Regions from separate parts of the Homo sapiens genome. Here regions 1, 2 and 4 are each linked to region 3. A link is a contact called in ENCODE Hi-C or POLR2A ChIA-PET data. All regions are on one chromosome and are shown on one strand. Each heading gives the region's core, a stretch centred on a gene start or an enhancer-like site at or near the end of the contact. The rest is flanking DNA. Distances are from core to core; before and after follow the strand shown.

Region 1 (3,304 bases), core at 562-3,061, 570 kb before region 3:
TGCCTTCAAGCAGGGAGTGATCATTTGAATCTAGTTCTCTCCTGGGAATCAGTGGTTCTAACTTGGCTGCACGTTTGGATGACCAGCGGAGCTTGTGACATGCAGATGTTCAGGTCCACCCTCGGAGATCGCTAAATGGGGTGTTGCCCGAACACTTGGGATATTAAGAGTTTCTTCATATGATTCTAATGTGCAGACAAAATGGAGAGCCACTTCCCAGAGCTTCAAGTTATTCATTTTCTGGTCTGAAGTTTAACAAAGAAAAAAAAAATAAAGAAGCAGTGATGCCCAGTAGCTCTCAAAATTTAATGTGTAAACAAATGAATCTCCTGGGCATCTTGTTAAAATGCAGCTTTCAATTCAGTGGGTCTAGGTTGGGCCTGACAACCTTCTTGGTTGTTTTGTGGTTGCCGTTTTGTTTTTTAAGGCCTTAACACTGGAGGGGATTCTGGCCTTCTAAAAAGCTCCCACAGGTGCCCACGCTGCTAACCACAGACTGTGCTTGAATAGCTAGGCTACAGCTTGAATGATTACAGACTTGAACGAGAATTATGGCTCTTCTTGCCAGCTGGGACCTTCAGAAAGAAGTTACTTCACTTCTCTGAGTCTGGGTTTTCTTGTCTATAAAATTTAGGCCAGCAATAGTAACTTTATCACAGAATTCTTGTGATGCATAAATGAGCTAATGCATTCAATTTGTTTAGCACTGTACAACAAATGTTAGCTTTTTGCTAGGATAGCCAGCATTCGCGGAATGCTTACTATGTGGCAGGAATTTTCTAAGTGCATTCGTGTATTAATTCATTCAAGTCTCAGAACAACACGGTGAGGTAGGTACTATTATTTCATCATTTCCATTTTACAGATGAAGAAACTGAAGCGCAGAGAGGTGGAGTTCCTTGGTCTACAGTGGCACCTCATTGTAGCTAAGCTGGTGTTTGAACTCAGGGAGAATTTGGGCTCCTTACCAGGATCCCTCGCCAAGGACAGAGGTCAGTGCAACGAGTCGAGGGTTTGCCCTTTGAAATGGGCTAGGACCGGCAGGTGGCAGACTAGGGCTGCTTGAGTTCAAAGACCGCTTCCAAGACCAAGCCCGGAGCCAGCTCTGTGCTAAGCGTTCCATCACACAACCGCGGACAGCTTCTTCGGCTTCTTCAAACTCTCCTTTCCCTCCCCCGCACCCTAGGGTCTTCGCCCAGAATCCATCAGGAAAAATAGCCCCACATAACAGGTTCAAATCTAACCTCCCCAAGACAAAACCACGTCCGCAGGGAAAGAAGCGAGTAAAGCGAGTTTTCTGTAACTCCCCTTTAACCCAGGAGCGCAACCAGCCCGGGAAATCTACAAATCTCTCTTTAGTTCAGCAAAGGGCTGGGAGCCTAAGCCAAGGGGGAGAAAGTTGGGGAATCCCTCTTGAATTCCCCAGAACACTTAGGTGGCGCCGGGCTTTGGTGCACGCGCGCAGGGCATGCGGACAGGCACCGGAGAGGCTCTATTTTGGGCATTACTTCGGGAAGGCGGATCTTCTTGCAGGGTCCGCTGATAGCGGGTGGCAAATGAATATGAGGGGCAGTGCAAAGGGTGGGGGTTAACCGGGCGGTTTCCATGGCGCCCGGGGCGTGGGGGAGGAATGCATCCCGCAAGCTGTGGCGAAACAACTGCTCTGCCCGGAGGACCGGGCTCGAGAAGGCAAGAGACACTGGGTCGGGGGTGGAGTGGTGGCGGGGGGGTTGGGGGCGGAAGAAGCCAGGCAGGACGGGGGCGGGGCGGTCACGTGTGCCCGACTGGGCGAGGCCCCAAGCTGGCCCGGGAGAGGACTCTGCGGGCGAAGTGGCTGCGCAAGGAGAGAACTTTTCCTGCACAAGGAACGCCTCGTGGGGAGACCCAAGGCAGGAGCGGTCCGGAGCCGGCTGCGGCGTGTGCGGCCGGCCTTGGGACAGCGATCGCCGCGGGTGGCAACAGAGAGCCCCAAGCAAAAGTGGGAGCAGGAGCTTGGAGGTGAGCACAGGAAGCCCCACTTGAGGCTTTTACGCAGCCTCTAGTCTCTGTTTCTTCTGGAATAGGCAAGTGTCCTTTCAACTCTAAGAGACCAGCAGAGGCCACTGTCCCTTAAGACTGCCGGAGTCCTCACCACTTCTCCAGGATTCCAGAGGAGACTGTGGCGATGGTGAATGAAGGTCCCAACCAGGAAGAGAGCGATGACACCCCTGTGCCGGAGTCCGCACTCCAAGCGGACCCCAGCGTCTCGGTCCATCCCAGCGTCTCGGTCCATCCCAGCGTCTCCATCAACCCCAGCGTCTCTGTCCACCCCAGCAGTTCGGCCCACCCCAGTGCCTTAGCCCAACCCAGTGGCTTGGCTCACCCCAGTAGCTCGGGCCCTGAGGACCTCAGCGTGATCAAGGTGAGCAGGCGCCGTTGGGCCGTGGTCCTGGTGTTTAGCTGCTACTCCATGTGCAACTCCTTTCAGTGGATCCAGTACGGCTCCATCAATAACATCTTCATGCACTTCTACGGTGTCAGTGCCTTTGCCATTGACTGGCTGTCCATGTGCTACATGCTGACTTACATCCCTCTGCTCCTGCCAGTGGCTTGGCTGCTGGAGAAGTTCGGCCTGCGCACCATTGCTCTCACTGGCTCGGCTCTCAACTGCCTGGGGGCCTGGGTGAAGCTGGGCAGCCTGAAGCCGCATCTCTTTCCGGTCACCGTGGTGGGCCAGCTCATCTGCTCTGTGGCCCAGGTTTTCATCCTGGGCATGCCCTCCCGCATCGCTTCCGTCTGGTTCGGGGCTAATGAGGTTTCAACAGCCTGCTCCGTGGCTGTCTTTGGCAATCAGGTAGGTAGAACAGTTTGTGAATGTTCCCAGGGGCGTGTGTTAGATTGCACCTAACTATTGGGTGTGGTAGGCTATAATTTGCTGATTGTCCAACAGTGTTTGTGACTCTGGGTGACAGTAACTGGGTGTGACAGGCAGTGATTGTGATGCTGTAAGAGAGGCGGGAAACAAAAGCAGGGGGACCTGCTCTTTCATCCACAGTTGCTCTTGCCCCAGCCAAAAGCATGCTTCTAGAACATACTATACCTTCGCTGTGTCGTTCTCGAACCTGTGTCAGTCCACCAACTTAGACCTGTAATTTCAGGAATGCTCTTCTGTCTGGCAGCAGCCCCTGGGCATCAGACTATTCTGGTGTCATCAGAACTTGGCAGTGCTTTCAGTTGGACCAACCAGCTTTCCTAGAGTGCAGTATCTCCTCTACTGCATAGAATTGCAAAGCCATGCCTGGTGGTGTTTGGCACTGCTTTTACC
Region 2 (3,008 bases), core at 142-2,641, 610 kb after region 3:
CTAACACAAGAAGCAATGTATAGAGTGAAAAACAAGTGTCTGAAGAAGTAAGACTTCTGTTCACATTCTAGCTCTGCCACTTACTAGCTGTGTGAGTTTGGGGAAATTACCCTCTGAGACTTGGTTTATACAATACAGGGTGATAGTTGTTGATCCCTAGTGATTTTTCTACGCTTGGAGTCTTCTTGCCTTAGTGAGTTTAAGAAGATCCAGGCTGAACTAACTTTCTTGGAGTCTTGCAATCCTTCCCATCACTGATAACCCTTGGTTTCTGACCCTGGAGGTAGTAAGAGGTTGCTACGGGAGCACAGGGTACCCAGAAAGTTCAGATACTAGGGACAGCTTTAGAGAACAGATGTGAAACCACTGAGGCCCTGGGGTCTCTCTAAGGCCTTTAACCCAGCCCTTGTGTAGTAACCTCAGCTTGTCAAGAAATGCAACGACCCCACAACTAAGGAATCTGAATCTGCCGGCTAAGGCCAAGGAATCTGCATTCTCCCACAAGACTGTGATTCATGCTAACTACAGGCAGGGGAGAGGGGGAGCATCTTAAAGCACACACTCGGCCGTCTCTTCCTAAAGTTCTTGGCTTCAGCCTAGAGATAGTGCCTTTCCCACCATTTACAACTCTATGGCATGAGGGAGGCGGAGGGTGCGTCCAGTGTCCAACCACGCACCACAGCTGGTTGTACTTTCACCTTCCTCTAGGCCAGCGGACCCTCCCCAAGCATTGCCTCCCACGCCCACGTCGCGGTCCCACCCTGGTCCGCGGGGTCCAGAGCGTCCAAAGCCCGGTCTAGGCAGATGGTCTAGGGGTGAGCTCTGCGCACCCCATTCCCACCAGTGCAGGCAATCGAATAAAACAGGGTGACTTTTAACCCTTTTCGTTTCCAGAGATAGTGACCCCCCGTCTCAATCCCTAGATGTCCTCCTCTAAGAACTGTGCGCGCTGGGAGGGACTCTGCGCTCACTCACTGTGACCACCTCGGCTGGGATATGGGGAAACTGAGGCCTACAGAGGGAAGGGAACTGCTGAACGTCCCAAAGCAACACAGGCACTGAATCCGGTCTAGAATCCCAGTCTTCCAGGCCAGTGCTCTCGGTCCTACCGGCTCAGGGCCCCTGCGAAGAATCTTTTTCAAGAAATTCCCGACCGCAGGAATTCCTTCTGCGCTAGGAATCTCCATGGAGTTTGCGCTCCCTCTGGCACGTTGAAAACGTCCTCCGCAGCTTCGCACCGGCTTCGCGGCGCCCTGACAGCTGGGTGAGGAGGGAGCGAATGCCCACCGGCGTCCTTGGGGTAACTTGGGACAGAGGCACCGCCGCGGGGGGCGGAGGACTGGGCGCGAAGGCGCTGGCCCTTTAAGGGGGGGACGGAGCGCATGCGCGGCGCGGGCCGTAGTCGAGCCTGGTGGGCGGCTGGCTGGCAGGGGACGTGGTCGGCGGCAGCGGGGCCCAGGGGCGGCGGGGCTGCAGCAGCGGCGGCCCCAGCTTCGCCGAGCAGCGATCGGCTGGTGGGCTTCTCGTTGGCGGGCTCCGCGTTGGCGGGCTGCTCCCCAGGCACCAGCGCAGCGCGCGCTCGCCCGGCTTCGTCACTCGCCTCCAGCTACATCCGCCGGCCGAGGCTGCGCGAGCCTCCGGGCTTGCGGTCCCCGCCCCGCGGTCCTTCCTCCACCCTCAGCCAGGGCAGCTGCAGCCCGAGCGAACAGCCACGGAGCATCCTCCGCCCGCCCGGGCCGCGCCACCGCCCATGCTGCAGCCAGTCCCAGGCAGCGACCCCGCGGCCGCAGCCCGCCGCTCAGTGACCTCAGCCTGGCCCCTGCGCGCCGCCCGAGCCGGTCCCGCTGAGCCGCGGGCCCCGTGCCCTGCGATGGCTCGGCTGGTGCAGCGCGGCGCCAGGTGCCAGCCGTCCTCCCGCTGAGACGCGCCCGAGTGGGGACCCGCTGGGCCTCGGGGCTCGCAGCCTTCGCCTCCCCGCCGCGCCCGCTCCCTTTCTGGGGACTCCGCCGCTGTTTCTGGGGACGAGGGGACAGGGGACCCAGACAAAGCCCACTTTGTGCAGGGAGTTGGCCGCAGGCGGGGAATGTGCGCGTCGGCGCGCGCCCCCTCCCCGCTCCCGGCCAGCTGCGAGTCTTGGCTCCCGGACTTGTCTCGTCGCGTCGGAGAAATCGCCCCCCAGCGCCGCTCTCCCGCCCGGGGGTCTTGGTTCCGAGCTCGCGCGGCCGGGAGTCGCCTCGGTCTTCCTTGGGGCGCGCGCAGATGTGAGCGTGCGAGAGTTGTGTAGGGGATTTTGTTCCCTCCGAAACTGAGACCCAGGGCGCCCAGTGGGCACCCGTGCCTTGACTCTGTCCTTTCTGCAGCCGCTGGTCCGAGCTGTCTGGCCTCAGTTTCCCTCCGACTTTTCTCCGCTCTGCCAGCCCTCACTGCTGCCCGTCATTGTTCTCGCAGTTAGATGGGGGTGCTTTGTGACGGCTGCCAAGTTGGGGTGTGTTCTCTTTATTCCGTTTTTCAAACAGAACAAGGCCTCCAAGGCTGACCCCAGACAACCCACCCCCTCGGACCCTAATTCACCTTATTGCACTGATTTTTTTTATCAAGTCGTATTTTATTGTACAGGAGCCACGCCCTGATTTCTTAAAGGCGCCTTGCACTCTGGCCATGTGTTATCTCTGCAGCCGGTGTGTGGGAGGCCTCTTGTGAGCCAGTTGTTTTCCCGCCTCCACCACCCCCCTCGAAGATTTAGGGATGCCAGGGGGGAAGAAGGTGGCTGGGGGTGGCAGCAGCGGTGCCACTCCAACGTCCGCTGCGGCCACCGCCCCCTCTGGGGTCAGGCGTTTGGAGACCAGCGAAGGAACCTCAGCCCAGAGAGATGAGGAGCCAGAAGAGGAAGGGGAAGAGGACCTGCGAGACGGAGGCGTCCCCTTCTTTGTCAACCGGGGTGGGCTACCTGTGGATGAGGCCACCTGGGAAAGGATGTGGAAACACGTGGCCAAGATCCACCCCGATGG
Region 3 (3,089 bases), core at 240-2,739:
TCCCAAAGTGCTGGAATTACAGGTGTGAGCCACCACACCAGGCTATTCACTCTTACAGAAGTATAACACATCTCACAATTGCAACCAATATTGATACGTTATTATTATTATTATTATTTTGAGACGGAGTTTCACTCTTGTAGACCAGGCTGGAGTGCAATGGTGCGATCTTGGCTCACTGCAACCTCCGCCTCCCAGGTGCAAGTGATTCTCCTGCCTCAGCCTCCCGAGTAGCTGGGATTACAGGCACGTGCCACCATGCCCATGTAATTTTTGTATTTTTAGCAGAGACAGGTTTTCACCCTGTTAGCCAGGATGGTCTCAATCCCCCAACCTCAGGTGATCCGCCTGCCTCGGCCTCCCAAAGTGCTGGGATTACAGGCGTGAGCCACCTCACCCGGCCCGATACATTATGATTAACTAAAGTTGATACTTTATCCAGATTTCCTTAGTTTTTACCTAATGTTCTTTTTTCAATTGCAGCGTCACACCCAGGACACCATATTACATTGTCATGCCTCCTTAGGCTCCTCTTGGCTCTGAGTTTCTTAGACTTCCCTTGCCTTTGCTGATCTTAACAATTTTGAAGAATACTGGTCATGCACTCTGCAGAATGTCCCTCAATTCGGGTTTGTCTGATTTTTTTTTCTTATAATTAGACTGGGTTATGAGATTTGGAAGGAAAGTACCATAAAGTGCCATTCTCATCATATATCATTCCACATACTATCAACATGATTTAGCACATAGTCTTGATCACCTGGCTGAATTACTGTTTGCCAGGTTTCTCCCCTGTAAAATCACTCATTTTCCCCTTTACAGATGTTGTACTTTTGGGAAGGAAGTCACTATGCACAGCCCACATTTAAGGAGGCAGAAGTTATGCTGCAGGATGGCTGTCTACATAAGTTATTTGAGATTCTTCTGTGGGGGATTTATCTCTTCTTCCTCATTCGTTAATTTATTCAATCACTTATATCGGCATGGGCTCATGAATATTTCTTTTGTACTTTGAGTTATAATCCAATATCACTTGTTTTATTGCTCAAGGCAATTTGAAATGTTCTGAGTAACTCAGTGCAAAACAACCTCTTCCAAAGGTTGTACCAGCTCACAGGGTAGACGTCATTAAGATCCATTTCCCCTCAACTTCACAGACCCATTAAAAAGGTCAGAAAGCAAGAGATAAGCTGACATCCCTGCCTAGCGCCCAATTTCTGGAAGCCCCTAAGGAAGATGAGGCCAGCATGCAGGGGTCTTTCCCCACGTGGGGCACCTCAACCCCTGAGACGCCCTTTCCCGGCCAGACCCTATTCAACACCCCTCCTTGTCCCCTGCCCCATCTCCTGGCTTCCTGTGGCTCCGCCCACCGCGGGGCGGAAGTGGGTGTGGCCACGGGCGGAAGCACTGGGTCAGGGGCCCAATCGTGCAGCCAGCCCCTCCCACTCGCCACCGCCCCACCCCTCCGGCCCAGACCGGAAATGAGGTCAGAGAGGGAAGCCCCGGCGGTGAGAGTCGGCCCAAAAAGCGGCGGCCGTTGGAGGTGGCTGCGGCAGCTGGTGAGGGGGAGGAATGGGTTGAGAGTGTTGGGGTCCTGGGGGCTAGTACCAGAGGGGATCGGAGCGCCAAGCCGCGGCTGAGCGGCTAAGGGCGTCTTGGGGCTGCGGCAGACGGCCGGAGGGTGAGGGTGGTGGGGCCTTGCTTTTCAGGGCCCTTGTCCCCATCCCTGGGGATGTGGGTCGGGCCGTCTCCGGGGCCACAGCCCCCTCTTCCCCTTTCTTCTTTCTGCCTCTCTGGGGCGGGCTGCAGCCTGAGGGCTTGGTGTCCCGAGCCATGGTCGCCCCAGCCCTCAGGGACGGGCCGGGGCGTGGTGGAGAGTCCTTCGAAACACAGTTTTTGTCATATATGTGGCCATGTTGCGACCCCCGATCCCGGAGGGAGCTCAGTCGCCAAGACTTGCATTTTGGCAGTTTCTGCCCTAGAAGAGCCGATCCCCGCCCCTCGTGAGCCCAAATGAGCAGTTGCCTCCTGCCTCTCCCACCTCCTACTCCGCCCCTCACTTCCACCCTGCTCCTGTCTCTCTTCTTACTTGCTGTCCACCAGCTACCCGTTCCTTCCTGTGCGTGACTCAGCCTCATCTCTGCCCGGGTGCGTGCCTGGCCGCCGGGTCCTCTCGAGAGTGTGCATCCGCGACTGGAGATGGGGAGTTCTAGGGTTCTTTTGTCACTACTGTTGGAATTACAGGCTTTGAGGCAGGAAAGGATTCTGCACAGGCATTCGACTGCAAGTTGTTTGATGACTTCGTTCCATGTTCAAGTTTGTGCTGTTCTGCCTGAGGTTTTTATTTGTTCTTTTGTTTTTGTTTTTTGTATTTTTGTTGCCTGAGTTTTTAAAGCAGTAATTCTTTATTAGGGAAGTAGATTTTGACATGCTGTTCCCACTTGTTTCTTTATTTTGGTCTTAGGGACAGTTGTCTCCCAAACCTCAATCATGGCATTTTAATCCACTTTTTTTTTTCCCATTTTTTCCCCTTCTTTTCACAGGTGTTGATAAACCACTTCTTAATGCTTAAAAGAACTTGGTCTTGTTTAAATGTATGTGCTTTTGGACACTTTGAGAAGCTTCGTTTGTATGGTAGTTTTGGAAGTAGGTGTCACTATTGCTCCTACAGGTGTGGCAGATAAGCCAGAGGACTGTTTTCCTGTCTTTAAGTTCATTGGCATAGGCACAGCATGAAAATAGGTTTTAGAAAGCCCTTTGCAAAGTGAAAACTGAATGAATGGGAATATGGTCAGAGAGTGGCACCACTTAGAATTTTAAGCTGATCTTGAAATACTTTGGGCATAGAGGCAAGAGAAAAGTGCTAAAAATTTAATATGTATTTAATTAGATGCTGTACAAATTAAATATTTCCCCTTAAGGGGGAATTTTGAAGATTGCTCCTACTACTGTCATTTCTTGAAATGTTTGTCTCTGAAGTGACCCCTGAAGTGTGATGTTTGGTTTGAGGATGAACAGAAAAATAAGAAATTTTGGAAAGCAGTTTGGCCAGAAATCTTAGAAACTTCACCCTATCCCTGTCATTTCAG
Region 4 (3,239 bases), core at 466-2,965, 890 kb after region 3:
GCAAAACCCATTTGATGCAAAATATAGATATCTTCACCCTGGATTTTTCCCCCTTTGCTTTACAACTCTGCAGACATCAGGTTAGCAAAAGGTAATAAATAGTCCTTGCACAGCAGGGTCTGGACTAGTGAAAACAGTTTACTGAAATTAATGGGCCTCGTTTGAACCAAAACCTCCACTTTGGAATTAATGCCAGACATAGTTTTCCTGAACTCTATCCAACCGCCTAAGCGGCAGACAATTTTCATTCTATTTGTGCTGGAAAATAAAGCCCAAGCCCTTGATCTCAGTGTAGATTTTCATTAAAAAAAAAAAAAAAGTACAGTGAATACTATGCCAATTTCCACTTTCTGCCCATAGAAGCCCTTGTGCTCTGGGCTGTGCGTGACGGTCAGAAGTTATCTGGTAAACTTTGCATTGAAAAGCATCTCCGAACTCCCTCCCCATCTGTGGCCTCACAGCTTTCACCATGACATCTGAGAGATTCAAGGAAAGCTCCAGAAACAGGCTTAGCTCTCAATAACAACCCTCTTCCCTACAGATCTTAGAAAGGCTGGATCTGAACAACGCTGCCTGCAAGACCTCCATTCCCACCCTAAATAAAGCGCCAAACCATCCAACCGAAACCCACCCCTCCTCCCCTGGTACTCAGGGTGTCTACAGCTCTGAGGCTCCCTTTATTTTTATTTTTATTAATGTATTTTTAAGGCTGAAAGGCACACACACCACACGCATTCACACCCAGTGGTTATGGGGTTTTGGCAGGTACGCGGAGACCCGGTGCCCCAGCTGTCAGTGTCTGATCCCAACCCCTCCTCCTCCTCCCTCCGTTATTTATTAATAAAAGCCTGGTCGTGGGCAGCCGGCGTTCTGGTTTTCATTGTACAGTCTGCACTGGTGACACAGGACATGTGGAAAATTTTGAGAGCACTGCGGTGAATAGTGTGGAGGGGGAGCGTGAGCAGGGGGAGGGGAGGGGAGGGAGGGGAGCGAGTTACTTTTTAGCTTCCGCTAAGTACTTGGCGGCTCGCCAGGCCCGGAGAATTGTGGGAAGCGAAAACCTCCCCAGTATAAACTGCCAGCTTTAAGCAGCCCTGACAGTTCTGCTCCTTCCAAACTTGGCAGCCGTTCAAAGTGCTCTTTCATTTGAAATGCTGGAAGCCTGCCATGTGCAATGCAGATTTGCTGTGCCTGTGCGCAGAAGGAACTGATAAATGCCGTTGCAGTTGCCATGGGGACAGGAGGCTATCAGAATGGCCTTGTGATCCGCAGCCTCTCTGCGCGGCAGGCTCTCGTTCTCCCCCTCCCGCCCCTCCTCCCTCTAGTCAGTGAGATGGTGAAATAAATGTTCTGGAAAAAGGTTAACCCTCCCCGCTCTGGTTCCGAGGGTGAGAGGAGGTTAACCTCTAAGCACTTCCTTGGCCTTAAGTGCCAGCCCGGAGCACAGGTGTCAGCGCCGTCCTTGGGTGGGTCACCATCCTCCCGCTCTCCTCTTTCACACCCCCAGCTTTCTTCCTGCTCCCTGGGGGCTTTCACAAAGCGGTATTTTTAATAGAGGCTTTTCAGCAAGCTCAAGTGTAAGTCTTTGAGTCATCAAAACCCGGATGTAAACACAGCAGCCCTGCATTCTGCACAGTTTGCGTGTATTTTATCTTTTTAATAATATTTAGCTGGCAACTTAAAACTGCAAGGATGCCAGATATTTTAGCCAGCCACTTACATCATGCAGCATCCATCTTGGGGAGAGTGGTGGCGGGTCCTTTCCTTGTTCTCTTGCTCCCTGCCGCCTACCTGAGACCGCAGGAAATCTGGGTCTTTCTGAAGGCATCTTCTTGTGGTGTAGTCCCCTTGGAACCGCGGCCTTTAGAATGAACATGACATCACCTTGGGCAACAACGACAGAGGGTGTGTTCCTGTAGGAGACAAGACACGGGGAGATCCAAGGTGAAACAGATCTATCATTTACGCTGCGCCAATTTCAGGTGTGTGAGGGTGCACAGTCTGGATCATCAGCCCCCCATTTAGCACGAACTGCCGTTTGAAACACAGTCTGATTTAATGTACAGAAACAAAATAGCACATTCAGATTTGGTATATTTTCAGGCCTGTAATGCCAACACTCCGGGTGGCCTGTTTAATGGGGAAAAAATGAAATATTCCACTCCAGCCCAGGCCTATGGAAACCAAAGAGGTTTAGTGATTTATTTACATTGGGGGTAAAAACGGTGAGCAGTATTCCTTCTCGGCTCGCTACTTCCTGAAGGTTTCCTGAACCTAAACATTCGTTAACATCCCAGGAAGGGAACTTATTTTTCCTGTGGCTTTCAATATTTTCTGCTAAATATATTTCGGCACACTGTTTATCTTGGGCTTCAGCTTTCAGACCTTTATGCACTTTTAACACCTTGAGGCTGTTTCACTGAAAAATGGTGTATGTTAATTAAAGAGGACTTTATGTGCTGGGCATTAAGGCAGGGGGGATTTCTGTTTTGATCTGTCTGTATAATGAGGGGCTTCAGGATGAAACACAAGTCAGAGGCCTGTTAGCTTCGTGAAGCCCTTTTGACAAAGCGGGACCTTGAATGTGGGCCCTTGTATTCAAACACTTGAAGACCACAGAATGTTGAACTGAACGAAACATTTCTTCCTAAGTGCATGGTGAACATGGAGGCCAGGAGACGAGAAAGACTGAAAATGCCCCAAGTTCCTGGGGCTTAGCTGCAATTTCTTTGAACTTGACTGTCTCTGGGTGTCTGCTCGTGATTGTCACGGCAGCTCTGGCCAAGGCGATGCACTCTGTCTCGCTGGAATTTCCTGATTCCAAAGTAGCCCCTTCCAAATAAATAATCAACAAACGCCATCTGCTTCACCTTGCCAGCAGGCACAGAGCTGAAGGGTTAGCTAAAACCTACAATTTTTAGGAGCAGTAGGCTCTTGAGACATTTCAAGATAGGTTTCGACTTGGAATTAAACTAGAGTTAGAGGCAGAAATCAGGTGATTCAGAAAGCAACCCCCCCTCCCTCCCGCCAACTTCCCCAGACAGTCCAGGCAGCTGGGTTTTTGGCTCTCACAGCTGCTAAGCTTTGGCAAGCCAAAAGCATATTTCGTGGTGGTGATTCCTTTCCCAGGTTGACGGACATGTTTCTGTACTGAGCACAAGGCATGTTTCCTGACCGTGTGTGAATCAGAGGCTGCATTTTTATCCAGGGCTTCTGGTGACAGTTTTAAGCTGGATGAA

Evidence for each region. A loop is a pair of places that touch in the nucleus more often than their neighbours do. ChIA-PET counts read pairs that join two places held with the same protein, here RNA polymerase II (POLR2A). Pooled maps may share reads with other maps.
Region 1: a loop to region 3 is called in a map of PC-9, with 9 times the contacts of the local background. The contact joins the promoter of FLVCR2 here to the promoter of GPATCH2L in region 3. A Hi-C loop is called at or near these places in 2 of 168 maps with a recorded cell type or tissue (PC-9 and naive thymus-derived CD4-positive, alpha-beta T cell) and 11 of 50 pooled maps.
Region 2: a loop to region 3 is called in a map of naive thymus-derived CD4-positive, alpha-beta T cell, with 4 times the contacts of the local background. The contact joins the promoter of VASH1 here to the promoter of GPATCH2L in region 3. A Hi-C loop is called at or near these places in 1 of 168 maps with a recorded cell type or tissue (naive thymus-derived CD4-positive, alpha-beta T cell) and 12 of 50 pooled maps.
Region 4: a loop to region 3 is called in a pooled map, with 10 times the contacts of the local background. The contact joins the promoter of LINC02288 here to the promoter of GPATCH2L in region 3. A Hi-C loop is called at or near these places in 1 of 37 single-sample maps with no recorded cell type and 6 of 50 pooled maps. POLR2A ChIA-PET finds 5 or more read pairs at or near these places in 1 of 52 experiments (MCF 10A).

What each region holds. Positions count from the first base shown.
Region 1 is chr14:75,576,809-75,580,112 of GRCh38, forward strand. It overlaps FLVCR2 (FLVCR choline and putative heme transporter 2), which reads left to right and starts at 1,812. Exons shown (of 10, transcript NM_017791.3): 1 at 1,812-2,833. The coding sequence starts at 2,165. FLVCR2-AS1 (FLVCR2 antisense RNA 1) reads right to left here and starts at 2,780. Exons shown (of 3, transcript NR_110552.1): 1 at 969-2,780. RefSeq lists an enhancer at 918-977 and a silencer at 1,688-1,757.
Region 2 is chr14:76,760,077-76,763,084 of GRCh38, forward strand. VASH1 (vasohibin 1) reads left to right here and starts at 1,392. Exons shown (of 7, transcript NM_014909.5): 1 at 1,392-3,008. The coding sequence starts at 2,746. RefSeq lists silencers at 1,359-1,548, 1,649-1,918.
Region 3 is chr14:76,150,433-76,153,521 of GRCh38, forward strand. GPATCH2L (G-patch domain containing 2 like) reads left to right here and starts at 1,490. Exons shown (of 10, transcript NM_017926.4): 1 at 1,490-1,559.
Region 4 is chr14:77,039,334-77,042,572 of GRCh38, forward strand. It overlaps LINC02288 (long intergenic non-protein coding RNA 2288), which reads left to right and starts at 1,716. Exons shown (of 4, transcript NR_110554.1): 1 at 1,716-1,944. RefSeq lists a silencer at 889-1,078 and enhancers at 1,188-1,919, 1,195-3,239, 1,329-1,418.